2 separate regions of the Mus musculus genome follow, and region 2 is linked to region 1. The links are chromatin loops, found by intact Hi-C in ENCODE. Cell type or tissue: heart. All regions are shown on one strand. Each heading gives the region's core, and the rest is flanking DNA. Links, peaks and the distances in the headings are about the cores only. Region 1 holds the start of Slc35f4 (solute carrier family 35, member F4). Region 2 overlaps Slc35f4 (solute carrier family 35, member F4).

The links. Peaks named below come from ENCODE experiments on the same cell type or tissue, not always from the same donor. Only the 100,000 strongest peaks of a DNase experiment are listed, where the experiment ranks them.
Region 2: a loop joins it to region 1, with 4 times the contacts of the local background. A loop is called at or near these places in 2 of 42 quality-filtered maps.

Annotation. Positions count from the first base shown.
Region 1 is chr14:49,519,927-49,530,416 of GRCm38, reverse strand. Slc35f4 (solute carrier family 35, member F4) reads left to right here and starts at 4,580. Exons shown (of 8, transcript NM_029238.2): 1 at 4,580-4,906. The coding sequence starts at 4,804. It also overlaps the pseudogene Gm22116. In heart, for the core only: no CTCF peak of the experiment used is centred there; a DNase peak (open chromatin) is centred at 5,066; H3K4me3 peaks cover 889 bases; H3K27me3 peaks cover 1,255 bases.
Region 2 is chr14:49,388,545-49,399,034 of GRCm38, reverse strand. All of the region lies in intron 1 of Slc35f4 (solute carrier family 35, member F4), which reads left to right. Gm52146 (a long non-coding RNA gene) reads right to left here. Exons shown (of 3, transcript XR_003951216.1): 3 at 10,099-10,252. Among named protein-coding and RNA genes, the nearest start is that of Gm52146, 7.7 kb to the right of the region's middle. In heart, for the core only: a CTCF peak has its summit at 6,348 (motif pointing left); no DNase peak of the experiment used is centred there.

The DNA of each region.
Region 1 (10,490 bases), core at 1,330-9,329:
CACCAGTCAGAATGGCTAAGATCAAAAATTCAGGTGAAAGCAGATGCTGGCGAGGATGTGGAGAAAGAGGAACACTCCTCCATTGTTGGTGGGATTGCAAGCTTGTACAACCACTCTGGAAATCAGTCTGATGGTTCCTCAGAAAATTGGACATAGTACTACCGGAGGATCCTGCAATACCTCTCTTGGGCATATATCCAGAAGATGTTCCACCTGGTTAGAAGGACACATGCTCCACTATGTTCATAGCAGCTTTATTTGTAATAGCCAGAAGCTGGAAAGAACCCAGATGCCCCTCAACAGAGGAATGGATACAAAAATGTGGTACATTTACACAATGGAGTACTACTCAGCTGTTAAAAAGAATGAATTTATGAAATTCCTAGGCAAATGGATGGACCTGGAGAGCATCATCCCATGTGAGGTAACCCAATCACAAAAGAACTCACACAATATGTACTCACTGATAAGTGGATATTAGCCCAGAAACGTAGAATACCCAAGATATAAGATACAATTTGCTAAACCCGTGAAACTCAAGAAGAACGAAGACCAAAGTGTGGACACTTTGCCCCTTCTTAGAATTGTGAGCAAAACCCCCATGGAAGGAGTTACAGAGACAAAGTTTGGAGCTGAGACAAAAGGATGGACCGTCTAGAGACTGCCATATCCGGGATCCATCCCATAATCAGCCTACAAACGCTGACACCATTGCATACACTAGCAAGATTTTGCTGAAAGGACCCAGATATAGCTGTCTCTTGTGAGACTATGCTGGGGCCTAGCAAACACAGAAGTGGATGCTCACAGTCAGCTATTGGATGGATCACAGGGCTCCCAATGGAGGAGCTAGAGAAAGTAGCCAAGGAGCTAAAGGGGTCTGCAACCCTATAGGTGGAACAACCATATGAACTACCCAGTACTCCCAGAGCTTGTGTCTCTAGCTGCATATGTATCAGAAGATGGCGTAGTTGGCCATCAGTGGAAAGAGAGGCCCATTGGTTGTGCAAACTTTATCTGCCTCAGTACAGGGGAACGCCAGGGCCAAGAAGTGGGAGTGGATGGGTGGGGTAGTGGGTGGGGGAGCGGGTGGGGGACTTTTGGGATAGCATTGGAAATGTAAATGCAATAAATACCTATTAAAAAACAAAATTAAAAAAAAAATTAACATTATCTAAGTTGTTTGGGGTCAACTGTGTGAATAGCCCATAGTATTGTTTAAAAGAGTGTTGTTGGTTTTTTTTTCTCAGAAAGAACAGCTTCAACAATTTTGGCTCTCTGAACAGTACTTACTTTTAGCTAAAGAAAAAAGTCACACTACATCAATTTCTCAGTAAAGTGAGGAGCAATTTGCACCCCTTTTATCAGTGCATGTGTACATGTGATTGTGTGATATACCCATCACATTAACTACTGTGCAGTGTTTGTACACATGTGATTGTGCGTGATCACATGAACTACTTTCCAGATGATCTGATAAATTTTACTAACATAGATAGCTTTTTATAGCCAATTAGCATACATATCTAAGCTACCAGATCACTAAATTAAATATGTCCCAGATATCAAAACTCAGAATCACAGTTAAGTGCCTTGAAGATGTGACTAATATGTAGCAGACAGGAGCTAGAGAGACAGCTCCATGATTAAAAGCATTTTCTGCTCTTCTAAAGGACTAAGATTTTGTGTCAGAAGTTTGCAACTATAATTCCTGTTTCATGCAATCAGATACTGCTTTTTGACCTCTGGCCCCACCTGCACTCTCACTCACACATACCCACCTCCACATATGTTTACATAATTTTAAAAATCTTTGTAAAAGGTGTTGAGAATTTTTTAAATTGAATAATGATTTATAATGACTAGAGAAGCTATGTGAAGGATAAGCATGAGAAATATGAGGTATTTTGATCTTCATTTGTTGAATTACAACTGTCTGTAATTCTTTCAGAAGAGATTTGGGCAATTTTGTAAAAATGAATATCTGTTTTGCTTATGGAAAGTGATTTAGCACACAAGCAAATAAAATGCTTTAAAATTCCTCCCTCCATATAATTTCTATAATTTTAAAAGAATGCCCAGAAGAATATCTGAAAGCTAAAAGCCACTATTATATTTGTAAGCAAGTGAGACCTTATTACTAGCAGTATGTGTGTGTGTGTGTGTATGACTTTCAGTTCCCTCCATTGAACAAACTTGTTGTTAATTATTTCAGTTGTCCTTTTACAGATAATTAAAGACATCTGTAGTTGTTCTCCTATTTAAAAGTTTATTTCTAAGTCAGACTATAAATACTATAAGCACTAATAGAACAAAATCAGTTTCCTTTCAAGTTCTATATATTAACATGTCTGTTACTTTTGATGCCTTTTTATGTCTCAATTTCTCTTTTATTAAATGTACATGTTAGTGTGTGCTGTTATAACATATATACTAGATGAAATATGGGAAATTTATGTTTTATAGAAATGTGAAAACAAAGGGAATATCTTAAATGAATGTGACTGACATACCTTTCTGTGTGCAATGAATGGATTCTATATATGATTTGCTATTCAAGTAGTAAGACGAACACAAACAAGCTACAGATTACTTTGGGGTGGGGATGGACATAATCCTTCCTTTTTAGCTTTACATATTTAGCTTTTCCCCCCATTGCTTCAGTGTCACAGAGCCCTTTGGCTCTGTCTGGTGTATTAGCTCCTTTCTCGCCTCTAACAGTAAACAGGTGGGTGCAGCTGGAAATTGGTTTCTTTAAGGACTCTGTTCACAGCCACAACCATATGAAATTCAGTCTCTTCTCGAGATGCCTTGTAGAGCTTTGTGTCTGAATAAAGATGATCAACACGCTGTGAAATTTAATACTGCATTTTTATCCACTTAAGCCCATTTCATCTTAGGACAAAAGCTTGCCTTTTTTCTTTTCTTTTCTTTTTTTTTTTTTTTTTTTTTTCTCTTAAGGGCCCATAACACAATGAAAAAATGCTGGGCAGCCTTGGGCAGGGACTGAGAAACCAACCTTGATTTCTGCTCCCCCACACCTCATGAATTTTAGAAATGTGAATATCGGCAGGAAGTCAAACACTTCTTGAGGAAAGGTGGAGCTGACCTCTACTCAGCTGATAAAGGCCTTCCCTCTCCTCTCATTTTCCCTTCTGCGATGGAGATTGGAGGATTACTTCTTAAGAGACAGGGACTGAAATCTATGAACAAGGTAGCCTTTGCTCCTTGCATTCAGCTAACTCTAGGACTTCTCATCAACTCAGAAGGGCCATATTGGTGTGAAGGCTGCTCACCCTGATCACAGAGCTTCTAGAATGTTCTGCATAGATAATAAGTCTTTCTGTAGCCGGGCAGTGGTGACGCTTTAATCCCAGCACTTGGGAGACAGAGGCAGGCTGATTTCTGAGTTTGAGGCCAGCTTGGTCTACAGAGAGAGTTCCAGGACAGCCAGGGCTACACAGAGAAACCCTGTCTCCAGAAAAAAAAAACAAAAAAACAAAAAAAAACAAAAACAAAAACAAAACAAAACAAAAAAAACAAAAAACAAAACAAAACAAAAAACAAAAGGAAAAAAAAGTGTTTCTCTTTGGTCTTTGGACTTTGGCAATAGCTCGTATGCTCAGATACAGTTTGAAAGCCCTTACTTCTTATGTGTTTTACAATAAAGAAGAAAATATTTTTTCTTAGATTGTGGGATATTTAGAATTAGACAAATGAATATGCTGTGCTCAGATGTATGGTCCTACCCTTTGTTGTGTTTATTGGAAGGTAGGGGTCCCATGTAGACTATCAGACACAGGACTTAAACTCTTAAAATCTCTGCATTCACTAGGGTAATTATAATCCACACACCACCTGATCGAGATTCTTCTTCTTCTTCTTCTTCTTCTTCTTCTTCTTCTTCTTCTTCTTCTTCTTCTTCTTCTTCTTCTTCTTCTTCTTCTTCTTCTTCTTCTTCTTCTCCTCTTCTTCTTCCTCTTCTCCTCCTTCTTCTTCTTCTTCTTCTTCTTCTTCTTCCTTCTTCTTCTTCTTCTTCTTCTTCTTCTTCTTCTTCTTCTTCTTCTTCTCCTCCTCCTCCTCCTCCTCCTCCTCCTCCTCCTCCTCCTCCTCCTCTTCCTCCTCCTCCTCCTCCCCTCCTCCTCCTCTTCCTCCTCCTCCTCCTTCTCAGTTGGTAAAAGGAGAAAAAGGATCCTTGGATGTCTAGACAAGTTGCAACGAGTAATGCCTGTGAATGCTTTCCATATCCATACACCCAAGGTGGAATGGGCAGGAGCCTGGAACGAATGCAGGGTAGAAGTGCTAAACTGCAGTGTGCATCTTTTGAATTGCTAACCCCTAGTTCTGTGTGAGTGTCTCCCACCCACAGCAGTTCACCTTGAGCATCTAGCCACCGTCCTTCCCTCAAGTGGGCTTGGGGGTGTCTACTTTTGGCACAAGGGTTAACGGTGAAAGTCAGAGACCAGGTGGGGCGCCCACAAGCGTCCCAGACCTGGGTGGGCGTCGGAGGTGAGGGGGCGCTGTTCGGGCAGCAGTGAGCTGGTGGCGGGCGGGTGAGCTGCCAGGCTGACAGAAAGGCCGGCCAGAGTGGGGGCCGCTCCGCTGCCGCTGCCGTTGCCGCCGCCGCTGTGATGCGAAGCCAGAGCTGCGCCCAGCGGTGGAATCAGAGCTGGGGCGCGGGAGCACGAGCTGCAACATCAGCACCAGCGGCGGCGGCGGCGGCGGCGGTACCTGCAGTAGCTCCCGGGCCCCGCGCTTTGCTCTACGCCCCGCGGCTCCGGGAGCCGCCGCCCCGCGTTCTCTATGGATGTCAAGGCGGCCCCCAACGGGGTGGCCACCATCGAGGACCGGATCCTGCGGATTACTGGCTACTATGGCTATTACCCGGGTTACTCCAGCCAGAAAAGTAAGACGCCGCGAGGCGGTCCTGAGCGAACTGCGGGTGGGAGATGGGAGCTCAGGAGCACAGGGGCACAGGGAGACAGGGGGCAGGGGTGCGGTGCCAGAAGGCGCGCGGTGGGACACCTGCAGCATTGTCTGCTCCCTCACAAACACTGCCCTGGCCTCCAGGACCTCAGGGAGTAAAGTATGTCCGATGTCCGCTGTCCTCGGTGCTGAACCTCGAGGCAGCCATTGGGGCTGGGCGCTTGAACCCAGGAGTTTGGGGACAGTCTCAGTCTTGGAGGTAGAGGCGTGTAGAGGACAGGGCAAGCGCTCCTGATTGTCGTCGGTCAGCCTACCGGAGGCTGATTTATGCCTGGAGGATGCTAACATGGCTGTTCCACTAGCTGACCATCAGCCCTTGGGATACCCACTCAGAAAGCTTGACTCTGTGTCAGGGTGCTTACCCCACGCTGGGGATGAAGACTGTGGGGGACATTAGTTGGTTGAGGTTAGACTGGCTGGGTGGGTCAGCTTGTTCACCAGGGGTTGTTGAAATGTTGCCAGCACGATAATTGTTCATGATAAAACATCCTTAGAAGGTTCTCTACCCCCTGAGCAGTGAAAAGAACCTGCTTAAGTGGCTGAATTGCGGAGCTACCTACACCCTCCACACAACGCGGCCACCTCTGAGCTGCTGGATTTCAGCTTTATTCTGGCTAGATTACGCCAGTCTGCATAGTTGCTCTCAGGTTTTGGAAGCAGTTTCATCCACTACCGCTTCCTACACACACACACACACACACACACACACACACACACACACACACACACACACACACACACACACCGTGTTGCTGGGGATGCAGTGAGGGTCTCTATGTTTCTAGTCTCCACATTCTGTTTCCCTGACACACAAACCCCCCACTGTATCTGCTAGGATTAGTTCTGCTAAGCACCAAAGTGAAGCCTGTTTGGTTTGGTTTTTTTATTATTTTTTTTATTTTTTTGGTTTGTTGTTGTTTGTTCGTTTGTTTGATTCCTTAATCTGAACTAGGAGAGTAGCTATGCTTTAATTTCCATGCAGGTGGAATTTCAGTTTTCTTTATCACAGCATTTCTGTTGCAAAAGAAGGCTCTTAACTGGTGTTATTTTTAACCAGACGCTCCTTAGATGCATCCTGATTGGTATTTATCCTTGACAGTTTGGGATGCCATCAATATCACAGGCTCTGTGTGAAGCAGAAGACCCACACAAATCTTGACACATAGATGAGAAAGCACTTCATTTCCAATGTAACTTCATCCAGGGCTGTGCTGTCTCTCCATTGAATAATAAACCAAGAGCACTGTCCTGTGGGCCATTCTACAGATATTTTCCAGCTTAATATTTCATCTGCTCTCAAGAAAGGCCTATCTACTTCAGATGTTTCTGCCTAGTTGTTTCTAGCAGTAGACGCTTACATTATTCATTTTCCTTACAAAAGTAATTATATAGTGTTAGAGTTTCTGGAAGGAAAATCACATGCTGTGGAACATTCTTTGAAATCTTTTTACTACACGCTCAGTTTTTGTAGTTGTTTTTCTTTTTCTTTTTTTTTTTCTTTCTTTCTTTATCCTATTGGCACTAGGTGACTTCTTTAACCCTAGATATGTGAACTGTAATCTTCACTAGATCTTGTAGAAATTACTTGAATGTCACCTCTGAATATTTTAACTAGAAACCAGGCATTTGGGTGGTCAAGAGAATGTAGAACTTCTTTCTAAAATTGCAGGGTATTATAATTTTCGTGACAATGGTACTTCGGTTAATGAAGAGCAACCCAGAAAGAATACTGGGAAAGTGGCATTTTAGATAAGAACATGTTCATATTTTATTTTTGTACTTGCACAAAGAGCTGCACATGTTCCATTTGCAAGACAATAACAGGGCAAAAACGGGCTGTAACTGGAAGCAGAAAAGGGATAAAAATGCTTTGGGCATGTTATTAGTGGTGGGCATTTGCCTAAATTCAGGACACATGGTTCAAACTATAAAGACAGCAAGTCTCAGAACAGAGAGCTCAGGGTAGTCAAATTAATTCTCAGAATGTATGTACACTATTTCAGACCAAGAGAGCCATTGTCATTTTACATACAGAGAGGGGGTGGGGAGAGAGAGAGAGAGAGAGAGAGAGAGAGAGAGAGAGAGAGAGAGAGAGAGAGAGAGAGAGCTGGAAGAGGGCCAGGAAACCAAACACCATGAAATAATCCTGCCCTTGATGCAGGCTTTAACTAGTAAACAAACACATTGAAGCAAACCAGTACAATATGGTCAATTGATTTAGCTGCTACCAGGACTGAGCAACAGCTTGTGGCAAGTCTGGAGGAATCTATTTAGGAAAAGGCTACAGCAAGGATAGCAGATATGAGAAGACGAGGTTACTTCCCCCCTTCCTGACTCATCCCATGTGAGATCTGCAGGACGGGGTACTCTCTAGAGATCTATGCTGTTTGCCCTTTGAAGATGGATGGATACTCCGTTTTGTGAAAGTATGTCAAGATCGATCCGCTTGTTAATCTATCCTATTTGTCAACTTGTATCTCATCCAGAACAAACTCTGATAGGCTGAAGAAATAAAGAAATGTAATCAAATATTTAAAAATTAAGGTATTTTATGAGCCACTGATCCATTATAACAGTTTGATTTAATGAGCAGTTTATCAAACACACAAACACACACAGGCATGTGCATATGCAGAACAGGGTAAAGGCTGACCAAAATATACTGGGTAACCTTGAGTTATCTGAGACCAGGTAGAGAAAGACTCATTGCCTCATCAGTTGTTAATTGAGAAATTCTTTCCTGTAAGGAATGTGTCTGAAAAAGACATGAGAAAGAGTTTTCATTTTTGGAATTTTAATTCTCATGGAGGAGGAACCAGAACATAACCATATAAATATTCCTGTATATGTCAAGGTGATTTTTTAAAGACTGAAAACAGGATAAAAGAGTAAAAATTATGGGAGGCAAAGTAGTGTCACCATGCTAAATAGGAGCATTTAGCAAGGATGTGGAAAATATGAAGGAATTAACCATGTGCACATCAGGAGGGAGACATTCCAGGTAGTGCTATCATCCAGTGATATGTACCTGGGTGACATGAGCAGGAAGAAGGCCTTGTACAATAGAGTCTAGTGAACAACAACTGGAAGAGTAGATGGAGAGAAGTTCCTGGGGAGAGGGAATTGGGAGAAAAAAAAAAGACCTTATAGGCTCTTGTCAGTCTTTTGTAATGCTCTCTGAATGGCATGGATAGCTTTGCTTGAGTCTTGAAAGAGGAATAAGATAACTTGGCTTGCTTTTCAAAAGTATTAATCACACCAGTGCATTATTTTGGTAACCTAGGTGAGAGGTGATGGTGGCTGGAGAGACAGCATTGGAGGTGGAAGTAAGTGTTCAGACTCTGGCACATTTGATGTTAGAACCAGTAGAGTCTCCTGGTGTACTATATGTGTTACTGGTAAGAAAAGTTAGAACAAAAGTTATGGTTATGTTTTAGGGTTTGACTAAGCTTAAGTTGTCATGAGCAGAAGTGTGGGAAGCATCAATGATGGAGACCATTTTAGATATACTTGGTATGTTGGAGAAGCAGAATAAGTTTGGAGTTCCAAGATGCCTGATTGGAGAAGCATTTGGGATTTTCTAGCATTTAAATAGTGTATAATGCCTGAGATTGGTTGAAATCTCCAAAGAGTAAGTGTATATAGAGAAGAGGTGAGGTACAAGGACAGAACCCAGGAGCACTATGACATTTAGAGGTTGGGTGGAAAAATAGAAACCATTCAAGGAGACCAACACACACTTCCAGGGGAGGTAGGGGGTAACTTAGGAGAGTGAAATACAGCAGAAACCAATGATGCTTCAGGAGGAATGGTTAGAGGAGCCTGGTGCTTCAAAATGACAAGTATAATGAAGCTGACAACTGACTGTGCGCATGACAAAGGAAGGCCATGGAGACTTGATGAGACTGTAGACAAGAGATGGTGGATGCAATCACATGCACTAGACTACATATAAAAGACACTTAACAGAGGAAACTGGAAACTGTAAATATAGGTTCTTCAAGGATTATTTTGTGCAAAGGGAACAGAAAAAATGAAGGCAGTAGGTAAAGATGAGCTTGAAGTAAATAGCACATTTGCAGGCCAAGACAAATGACTTAAGAGACACAAATTAGTGATGTTGGAGAGAGAGAGAATACAGCAATTACATTATTTTTAAAGGAATATACAGAGGTCAAAGATGTGAATTAGGCTCTGGATCACTGAAATGGCAAAAAGTGTTTTGAAAATCTCTTCTGATTGCTTTAGTTTTCTCCTGGGTGAAAGCAAAACCATCAGCTGCGTAAGAGTGGAGAAGAGCCAATAGAGGTTGTTGATGAGAAAACGTGAAACGTTAAGACAAACAGATGAGTAGATGAGCTAGCAGGGTATTGGGATCATCTGTGTTTCAAATGCAGAGTAGCCAATACTGTCTTCTTCATTGACACAGCAAAGGCTCAGAACAAGTAAAGAGGGTTTAATCAGAGTTGGAGAAGGTTATCCAGCAGATTTAATAAAAAATAACATGGCAAAGCAATTATATTAAGGGAACATGGAGCTTAAAGCTAGCAGAAGCAGAGAAGACAGGAGATAATCACAATTAGGGACAGTTGGGGAAAAGATAAGAAGACTGGGGAGTTGAATGCCTCAGCATCATCAAACATTAGTGGAAATAAAGTTAGGAGTTATATGGTTAAAGGGAGGGCTGTGATGTAGGATGAAATGGGATGTGGAGTACTTCTCTGTTGATGTAAATCTCCCTGTTTGTCAAAAGAGGTCTGGGTCACTTCTCACCACAGCCTTGCTGCAGGTCAGCCTCGCTTTTGAGAGTCCAACCCTTCTCTGAAAGATCCATCAGTAACTTCTAAAACCCTTCCAGTCCATCGTTGAGTGCAGATAGTGAGCAGGAGCCTTTTATTTTATTTTATTTTATTTTATTTTATTTTATTTTATTTTATTTTATTTGACCCATGTGTTTGTCCTTGTCCTGTTTTCTTTAGGTAGGCTGTTTGAGACTGGGTTCTATAGTGATATTCTATCATCAGCTGAAGGTTCATAATGAACCCCACCCCCTTGCTCTGTGCAGGCTCTATCAAAAGAAGAACTCTTCCCACTTCTAGAAGAGAAGAATTTAAGTATGTTCACCATCAAGAAATAGTAAAATATAAGGTGGCAGATCAGTGTATCTGATGTGATATCTACCCAATGCATACACAAATTAAAACACTTCACTGTGCCTCAGAAATAGGTATAAAATATATTCCAATCCAAAAAGAAGAGAAAGCTTTGCACAGTGGCAGTATTGTAGCCAATGAGGTTTATCCAAGGTGCGATTATTGCTGGTAGAAAAGAAGAGGAAAAGAATAGCACCTACTTCTGACACTTTGGTTCTCGAGAAGTGCCAGTGGCTGCCTTCCCTTAGCAGTTCTCAAGCTCCTGCTTTCCACTTTATCCAGTTGAGTTGATTCACTCATAGGCTTCTCTATCTCTTATGCAACTGTACTCTTGGGTCCCTCTTTTGTCTA
Region 2 (10,490 bases), core at 1,708-9,707, 130 kb after region 1:
AACAACAATATGAACTAACCATTACCCCTCCCCACCCCTGAGCTTGTGTCTCTAGCTGCATATGTATCAGAAGATGGCCTAGTCAACCATCAGTGGAAAAAGAGGCCCATTGGTCTTGCAAACTCTATACGCCTCAGTACAGGGGAACACCAGGGCCAAAAAGTGGGAGTGGTTGTGTAGGGGAGTGGGTGGGGGGGTATGGGGGACTTTTGGGATAGCAATGGAAACGTAAATGAAGAAAATACCTAATTAAAATAAAATTATATATATATATTATAAAAAAAAAAAAGATGGTGGCCCTGGAATGATATCTCTTCAGTATATGATTAAATGAATTCTATGGAAAAATCTGACTTACAAGATGAATGACCCAAGCTACCTACTTTTGAGGCTTGGCTCAATATATAGAATAAAGTCTGGACTTGTTTAATAAACCAGTCAGGGTGTGTGTGTGTGTGTCTGTGTCTGTGTCTGTGTCTGTGTCTTTGTGTGCTTATGTATATGTCTGTGTGTGTTTACTAGTAACCAGAGATTTTTGCATTTAAGAGATTCTTGGATTGGGTCATATATTACTGCACAGAATTTTTTGAATATTTTCTATTCAAGAGAAAATGGGATTGAAAACAGATACTTCAGCCCTTCTTAGAAGATGAACAAAATACCCATGGAAGGAGTTACAGAAACAAAGTGTGAAGCAGAGACTGAAGGAAAGGCAATCCAGAGACTGCCCCACCTGGGGATCCGTCCCATAGACAGCCACCAAAGCCAGACTACTGTGCATGCCAACAAGAGCTTGCTGTCTCCTGAGAGGCTCTACCAGTACCTGACAAATACAGAAATGGATGTTCACAACCATCCATTGGATGAAGCACAGGGTCCCCAGTTAAGGAGCTAGAGGAAGTACCCAAGGAGCTGAAGGGGTTTGCAGCCCTATAGGAGGAACATCAATATGAACTAACCAATACCCCCTAGGGTCCCTGAGACTAAACCACCAAACAAAGAAAACACAAGGTGGGAGTCATGGCTCTAGCTGCATAAGTAGCAGAGGATGGCCTAGTCGGACATCAATGGGAGGAGAGGCCCTGGGTTCTTGCCCCAGTATAGGTGAATGTCAGAGTCAGGAAGCAGGAGTGGGTGGGTTGGTGAGCAAGGGGAAGGGGGAATGGATAGGGGGTTTTCAGAGGGGAAACTAGTAAAGGGGATAACATTTGAAATGTAAATAAAGAAAATATCTAATAAAAAATACAAAAAAAAAATCTTAAAGGACTCTTCATGGCATTTTTTACCAACTCCCTGCACATTGTCATTGGGATTTAAGAGCTCTATAAAAGAAAAAAAAAAGGTTCTTAAATCTTGTATCTTTATTTTGTTCTTATCAAGTAGACTTTTTCATTAAGTTAGGAAGTATTTGTGGGGAAAAGCAGGATTCCTCCTACACATGTAAGAGTACATGTAGAAATACATATTTATAGGCAGTTTGTTGCTAAAAAATATTTTCATCTCTACAATATCCACACCTACAGAAAGCAGTTTTGTTTCCTGGGTAAAGAACTGAGTGCCTGGAGGCCCACTGTCCCTAACCAGTTCACTGATTTCTAGATTGATCAACACACTCCAAGGGAGATCAGTGGAGAACTGGATTCCCATTTTGGCTTTGTTGGTATCTGCTATCATCTTCCTAGGATTTGTTTACAGATATGACACGTTCCCCCTCTGAGGTCTGGGCTGGAACCTTGCTCAGCATGCTGTGTGACATGTAAGCTTCAGCAGCGGCATATCTTGAAAGATTTCATAAAATGATTTCAAAATGCCATGTTATCACACTGTACAATGGTAGTAATGAACTAAAAGACCAAATCAAAAGCCTTTGTTGGACAGTGGGATGAATGCATTAAGAACCTTTTTAAAGGTGCTCACCCTTCAAAAGCAGTTACACTTCTATGGATTTGTCTGAAGAAGAATACTATTAGTGTCAGCCACTAATTTGCCTTTCTTATATAGAAGATTACAAAGCATCTTCATAGTATTATTTTCTTCTCTTTGTATTATATGCATCTTCACATAAACATATATATGTATGTATATACATATACATTTATATATGGTTACTTATATAGAGTACATTGAAAATGCATATTGAACTCTTATTTATCCATAGGGAATGATTTTTTTAAAGATTTTACATTCAAGTTCTGTTTGGTTAGGTTTGGTTTGGGTTGGGTTGAGTTGGGTTGGGTTGGGTATTTTGAGACAGGGTCTCTCTATGTAGTCTTGGCTATCCTGGATTTTGTTATATAGACCAAGCTGACCTTGAATTCACAGAGATAGATCTGCCTGCCTCTGCCTCTGCCTCTGCCTCTGCCTCTGCCTCTGCCTCTGCCTCTGCCTCTGCCTCTGCCTCTGCCTCTGCCTCTGCCTCTGCCTCTGCCTCTGCCTCTGCCTCTGCCTCTGCCTCTGCCTCTGCCTCTGCCTCTGCCTCTGCCTCTGCCTCTGCCTCCCAAGAGTCAAGTTCTTTATAGTAACAAATTCTATTTTATATGTAAGTAGTACTTCCATTTAATGATTTAAATGGTTTTTACTTTGTAAACAACAGAAATTTATTTTTCATAGTACCATAGTCTCAAGTCAAATATCAAGGGAGCAACATTCAGCCTCTGATTGGTGTCTAGTTCATACACAGGCAAGAAAGCTCTGTGGAATCTTTTGATAGAGCACATTTTTGCTAACATAAATTTTCTAAATATTCCATAATCACTATAAAACAAATCCTCATAAAATTTTTTGAAATTGAAATCATACTAAGCATATTTTTCATGAATGACTTTAACTTAAAACAAGCACCAAAGACTCTGAATAGTTCTAATATATTGTAATGAGTCAGCATACTTCTAAATGCCAAATGGGCAAAGAGGCTGTCAGAAGGGACCTGAAGCATTTTAAATGGAATGAAAATAAAATCATTGAAATCTGTGGGATGTGCCAAAGCCATCCCTCTTAGGCACTCATTTGTATAAAATACTTATATTTGGAAACCTTAGATGTCTCAATGGTCTAGGTTTCTAAATTAAGAAAGTTTGAAAAAAGAGAAAAGGAAGAAAACCCAAAATCAAGCAGAAAACAAGTAATAATAAATATCAAGTTGGACCAGGCATGGTAGAACAGCCTGTAATTCCAACTTCCAGGAAGCAGAGGCCAAAGAACCAGAAATTCAAGACCAACCTTCATTATACAGTGAGAAATTGTTTCAAAACCAACCAAATCAATGAACAATTTTTTAGGAGGAAGAGACAGAGAGAGCAAGAGAGAGAGAGACAGAGACAGAGAGAGAGGAAAAAAGAGAGACAGAGGGAGAAAAAGAGAGAGAAAGAGAGAGACTGAAACAATATAAAAGTAGAGGAAAATCAATGAAACAAAAAACTGATTCTCTGAAAAGATAAAACTAAAAAACAAGTCACCAAATGTACAAAACAAATGAACCAAAATAAAAGTTAAGGCAAAAATTACCAATATCACAATAGCCCCTTAATACTATCTAACTACATAGATAAAATGGACAAATAATAAGAATGGCATAAACTACAGCTTCAAAACTAGTGGTTTGAAATTCCATGGGTTCACATAACTCAATGCAGGATTGTGTAACTAAGTGCAGGAAAATGATTGGAAAAATTGCTATATGTTAACTTGAATTTCAGATTAAGATATCATTAAATAAATTTTGACTTGGGTTTAGCCAGAATTTCCAACAATTCCTGAAATATCTCTAAGCATACTCTTGCTATATTATATTACATATTTATGTGATTCATAGTCTCTGCAGTAAGCATTATAAAAATCAATGTTTACATTATGAACTAACCAGTACCCCGGAGCTCTTGACTCTAGCTGCATATGTATCAAAAGATGGCCTAGTCGGCCATCACTGGAAAGAGAGGCCCATTGGACACGCAAACTTTATATGCCCCAGTACAGGGGAACGCCAGGGCCAAAAAGGGGGAGTGGGTGGGTAGGGGAGTGGGGGTGGGTGGGTATAGGGGACTTTTGGTATAGCATTGGAAATGTAAATGAGCTAAATACCTAATAAAAAATGGAAAAAAAATCAATGTTTATCATCTTTGAACAAACATTGAAGATGCTCTCTATCCTATAGCATTGAATACAAAGCCATGATGTAATCCCTTATGTAAAACTCATTAGCATAGCTTACTAGTATGAAAATGAAAATTTACTTCCATCTTTAACAAATGATAAAATTATATGTATTCCAAAGAATTGTTTTAAAATTAATTTGCTTATGATGCATTCTCAGTGAGGTTTTATTTACATATATATATTTTATATACCTATACACCTAGGCCATGCAAAACATCCTCAGACAAAATGGAAAATGTTTAAAAGGCTAGACAAACCACCAAGATAAAGAAAGAGGAAGTAGAAATGTACTGCCTTATGTATATTAAAATCATTTAAAACTCACTAGGTCTAGATGATTTCAATCATAAAATGCACCTGTCATTTAAGGAATTAGTAATACCAACTCTGCACAATGTCTTCAAAAAATTAGAAGTAGAGAGAGTAACACCGGGCGCTTTCTATGAAGCCAATACTACTCTGCAATCTAAATAAAAAACATAACAAGAAAACAGCAAACCATCAGTCTTCATTTGGGGACCAGAAATTAAAAATCATCTGGGACTCTGTGACAAGAAATATATCACAAATGTTAAAGTAATAAGTGCCCTGGTTAGGGTTTCCATCACTGTGAAGAGATACCATGACCACAGGACAACATTTAATTGGGACTGACAATTAACTTGTTCAGAGGTTTAGTCCGGTATTGTCATGGCAGAAAGCATGATAGCACACAGGCAGACATGGTGCTGGAGAGGTAGTAAGAGTTCTACATCTGGATCTATAGGCAGCAGGAAGAGACAGAGACACATTAGTCCTAGATTGAGTTTATAAGACCTCAAATCCCACTCCCACCCCCAGTGACACATATTTCCTCCAACAAAGCCACATCTCCTGATAGTGCCACTCCCTATGAGCCTATGGAGGCCATTTTTATTCAAACCACCACAATAATTAAAGGTTTAAAGCTTTCATTGTACCTTGAGAAGAAGATCAAGGGTTAGGTAAAGATGTCGCTAGCATTATTTCTGTTCTTATTATATAAAGGTCTAAAGCAATGAAAGAAAGGAAAAGAAGACCATAAAATATCATTTTAGCTTGCTTCCCACCTCTACCAAATATCTGAGGTGATTGACTAACTTATAATGAGAAAAGGTTGACCTGGGGAGATAGCTCAGTCAGTAAAATTCATGCCTTATGAACATGAAGGGCTGAGTCCAGTCCCTAGAATCCATGGTTTTTGTCTTTTGGTTTTTTTCTTAACTAAGTATTGCATGGTGAGCATGTGTTTATTCACAAATGAGAAAAATGAAATATCCACTGATAAGAGAATAGATAATGAGCTGTGAGATATTCCTAAGATGAAAATGAGCTCAGGGAAACTACACAAAATATTCACATGAATCTCACCAAAATCACATAGAATGAAGGAAGCAAGACACTCAAGGCATACAGTACAAACCCATTTGTGCAAAGTTCAAGAAACACTTCAGTAGTCAGCAGGTTCATCTATGCACACTCTAGTAGCCACACTCTGAGAAACCAAGGGTGCTTCTCAGCGGCATCCAGAAGCCCTGTCATGTCTGTCACATAAACAAATCCCTTGGTTTCCCTCAGAGGTGACTGGAAAGCTGCTGCTTTCTTGGCTTTCACATCTTTAGTTGCTCACCTTTCTATGATACACGCTTCAGATTAAACTTGAAGGGTTGAGCTGTATGAGACTATTTTATTTCTGGCTTGACTTAGCCCAGATATCAAGTGAAGTAAGTTTAAGGTTCTTGGGAAAAGAGTAGCATCTCACCTGTACTCAGGCTCCAGCCCATTTTCTGCCAAGCTCTACTTCAACTGTGTATTCATGGAAAGTTTTACCCAAACAAAAATGTGACTTGAAAGCACTCATTGGCTCACTTTAACTGTTTTCAGAGAAATATAATTACTTGACGATGGAGTTGTGTGCCAAAACAAAGGGGTGCATTTATTATTTCTTTTTAGCAGTCTGCTCTATGAGAATTGCAACAGGCTCTCATATTCATTGTTGAAAGGCCAATTAGTCAGATAGCTTTTGGAATAGTGAAACATGTAAGAATTTTTTTTTGCTATGTTTAAATTTCTTAAGTAGGTAGGCACCAAAATTTATATAATGCAGTATATGTGAGGGGTTTATCTGAAAGCATTAATTCAGCTAACCCCATCACTTCCTAGCCCACTGGCTCCACCTTGAGGTGGCGGCTCACACAGGTAAGTGAGGGCACTTTGGGCAATGTGGATCTTGTTGGTGCAGCTATCTGTCCAGTATGAGCAAACAGAAACTATTTCTCACAAGGATTTGTTGATAAAGGAGGTCCTGGATTTGACTCCTAACAGAGAAAGGGGAGGGAGAGGAAGAGGGAGAGAGGAAGTGAATTAATTGCTCAGAGTAGACAGCTATAACATAAGGTAAATTATTTAGAGGCAAACCTTGTTATAGTGGTAGAAAACTAATAAGATTATGCATACACGGTCAACAATTCACGTAAGTGGTCAAATGGCTATAATTAATATTATGTTTACTCAGCCAAAGTGTTTCTATGTTTATTTCCGAAACATCTAAAACATAAATTCTTTTCCCCTCCCACCCTTCCCTGTATCTCCCGATTTGTTAAGTTGTCCTTTTCCTTCCCACTCCTGTCTTCCTCATTTTCTCTCCATCCCTTCCTCCTCTTCTTCAGTCCTTTATACATTCCCTCTCTCCCTTCCTTCCTCACACACTCCTTTTGTTGCTTAAGTTCTTTTATAGAACGTATATTGATTCCTTACTGCAAGCCAGACACTGTGCTACCCTCATTTACACTAACAAATAAGAGGTCATTGCTTTTTGGTGGGTCACAGTTAAAGGACACCAAAGGCATGAAAGTAAATGTAAAACCAAAAAAGGAATAGTTTAAGCTAATATGATTTTCTGACACGTTTGCTCCATGTGCCTTCAATTCTCAGCTCCAAGTGTCCCGATTGGATCTCTGTCCCCATCTCACTAGAGGGACTGTTCTTTCTGTTTATTGACTAACTGTATCACAGAATTTGAATATTAGCACCATGAAAATATGAACGTCTCTCTTTTCTGATTTTATATTCCAGCACACAGTAGGTAACTGATACTTGTTGCCAAGTAATTTACCCACTGAAAGTATCTGCCAGTGCTAACAGGGAGGACGTCTTATTCCTCCCAAGGATGCTAGCTTGGTCAGATGTCAATGTAAGTGTATGCTTTGGGTTTGTGATAGAACAGCTTATGATTAAAACAGAAAGTATGTAAGGATATTTTAGAAAAAGAAAAATCAGGTGTAAAAAGATTAGATGTGTAGCACAGAAAAAATGTGGAATTCCCCACATCTTAGACTGGGATGAATTGGTTAGACATATGCTGAGTAGCCGTGGAACAATCTTAGGCAAAACAGTGATGTGGTCAGTGTTCGGTTTTTATTTTTACGAGGGTCATCTGTTGATGTGATGGAAAAATGGCTCCTATGGTGGGAATGGGGTGACAATTTCAGGACAGGATTTTTGTCCTTGCTGGTGCCTTGTTGTTTTAGCTGTGCCTTGTTCCTAAGAATGGATGAGCGCTGGAACAGCTTAGCCCTCCTCTGGGAGAAGATTGTCATTCTACATTCTTACCCGCGTTCACAACCGGCCAGGAAAGATGCAACAAACCAGAATCTTCTGCGGCAAAGCTTTATTGCTTACTCAGGAGCAAGAGAGGAAGAGCGCGGCAGAGAGAGGCAGAGAGGAAGAGAGAGAGAGACGCAGAGAGACGCAGAAAGAGAGGCAGAGAGAGGGGCAGAGAGGGAGAGAGGCAGAGGAAGAGAGCAGAGGAAAAGACGAAGAGAAAGAGACGAAGAGACGAAGAGAAGGAGTGCCAGAACCCCGTCCCTTTTAAGGAGAATTATCCTCCGCCTAGGACGTGTCACTCCCTGATTGGCTGCAGCCCATCGGCCCAGTTGTCATCACGAGAAAGGCAGAGCACATGGCGGGAAAACTGCCCCTGCACATGTGCAGATTATTTACTACTTAGAACACAGCTGTCAGCGCCATCTTGTAATGGCAAATGTGAGTGCGGCTCCCCACACTACATGGGCATTACATGGTATCACATGGGCAAACACATAAGTAACCTTGTGGCTATGAGTTAAAGGGTGGAGGAAGAGACCCAAGAGAAAAGTAGGAGGCATCTTTGAAGGAGTGGGTGAGTGGGTTAGGGTGATGGAAAGAAGTAAATAATGGAGGGAGATTATGTAATTTGATTGGAGAATGATATTGTTAGCTGAGGTCAACAGAAGCCAGCACTTTAATGACCAGCAGCAGAAAATAATTTCAATTTGAAAAATGCTGAGTTTGAAGTCTGTATAGGATATTTGTGTAGGAAATGATGGGGCCAGGGAGAAGCTAAGGCTCTCCTCAGTCATTTACATGTATTATGCTTATAAAGAGCTCGTTACTGCAGTTGTAATGGCAACTTAAACATCATCTCAGCCAACTTCCCTATGCATGGCTTCTTTCTCTGATGTTGTTATGGAGTTCATGGCCTCTGGGGAAAGATCACTGGCTCAATCTGGATTAGAATTAGTTAAGTTTATTAGAGCTGGTAGCAGGATAACAATCACGGAGCCAGATTAGAGATTGTCATATGAAGGGGGTTGAAGGAAGGGCTTTTAAAGGTAAAAACCACAAAGAACTTGAGTATTTATACAAACAAGCCAAGGCTGTTCTGCTCTGCCAAGATCAGGTACTCAGGGTGACTTCCAAATAGTTCTTGAATGTCTGAATATAACGAATAGATAACTATGGCTGTACACTTTGGGTTGGGAGGGTCACTGAGTCAAGGGTACTGGAATTTATCTTCCAGGGACTGGAGTCAGAGACATATGCCCAGTTGGTACCAAGATGAATGTCGATCATAAAGTGAAGTTTCTTTAGCCATCACAGGACTAAGCCTCATATTGTTATAGCATGATTAATAGGGTTATAGACTTTATTGTTGTGCTAAAACTTGCTAAATATACTAATACATAACATATTCATGTTTTAGTTGCATGGTTAGGAAGTAAGTTTTCCAGTTCTCCTTTAAACATTTTTTAAGTATGCCATCTGCAGCCTTTATTATAGTAACTGCAGTTCATTGTTCTTTAGCTCACCAGTCGCTGGCTTTAATGCTGTGTATTAACTTATCATTAAACAAACCACAAAAATTAAACAAAGCATTGAATGTTGAAAATTAAATACTAAAGTAATTTGTTCAGCTCAAACTTTATTGTACTTTATTTCCTCATTGTCTCCTATGAATAACCAACGGCTTTCCTGCATCGATCCCATCAGTTATAAGTCCATTAGTTACTAAAGGAAATAGTTTTATTATTTTTTATAATGATAGATTTATTATAAAAGAAAAACAGTGTGGTGTAATTACAAGGTGTTTTCATTTTTATTTTTAAAGTAATATTTTTATTCTTTAAGAATTTCATACAATGTATGATCATATATTCATACAATGGTCATATTTAATCCCTCCCCTAAATCTTCCCACACACACCACTACCTTCCTACCAACCCAATATAATGCTTTACTGTTTATTTACTTATTTGTTCACTTATTTTAAAGCCCATAGAGTCCAATCTGTGCTGCTCAAATACTCTAGAACGTGGGAGCCTTCTACTGGAGAAATGTCTACTTACTAGGAATTCCTTAAAGAAAACTAATTCTTCTCCCAAAAGTTGCCAGTATCACTATTTTAATAATGTTCTTCTTGTGTCCAATTAGACTTGTGAAAAACAAGATTATGTTAATCTGTGATGGAAAACAATGGAGAGCCTTTTATCACAACTGCGATCCTACTTGAGTTCCAAGTATTTATTATTTGAACAACTCAATGAGCTAAACAAATTCATCTTATCAAGTTGATAGAACAGCCACACAAGCTGGGCTGCAGTTAGGGGTAGATAACTTGTTACTTGTAGAGAGAATCTTGCTCACCTTGACAATGAACTGCAGTTGAGGTGGTGCCAACTTCGTTATGGAACAAACATGCTCTGGAGATGCAATCACCATTAATCTCGTCTTGATCGTCCTTAAGGGCTTCTTCAATTGAAACTATAAACATACACAGTTGTATTCTGTTATTATCCCTGTCTGAGTAAGCAATATAGAGAACCCACAATCTCATCAAAATAACCCACTATACCCTGTAATTTATAAAGCTGTCTCATAGTGATGCTGTAGTTAAAGATAACATCCATTCGCAAAGCGACAATTTGAGTTGTTTTTCCAAGGCTGTAATACGATGCTCTTAGCTGCAATCAAACCTAATTTATTCCAAGTTCTGCTTTCA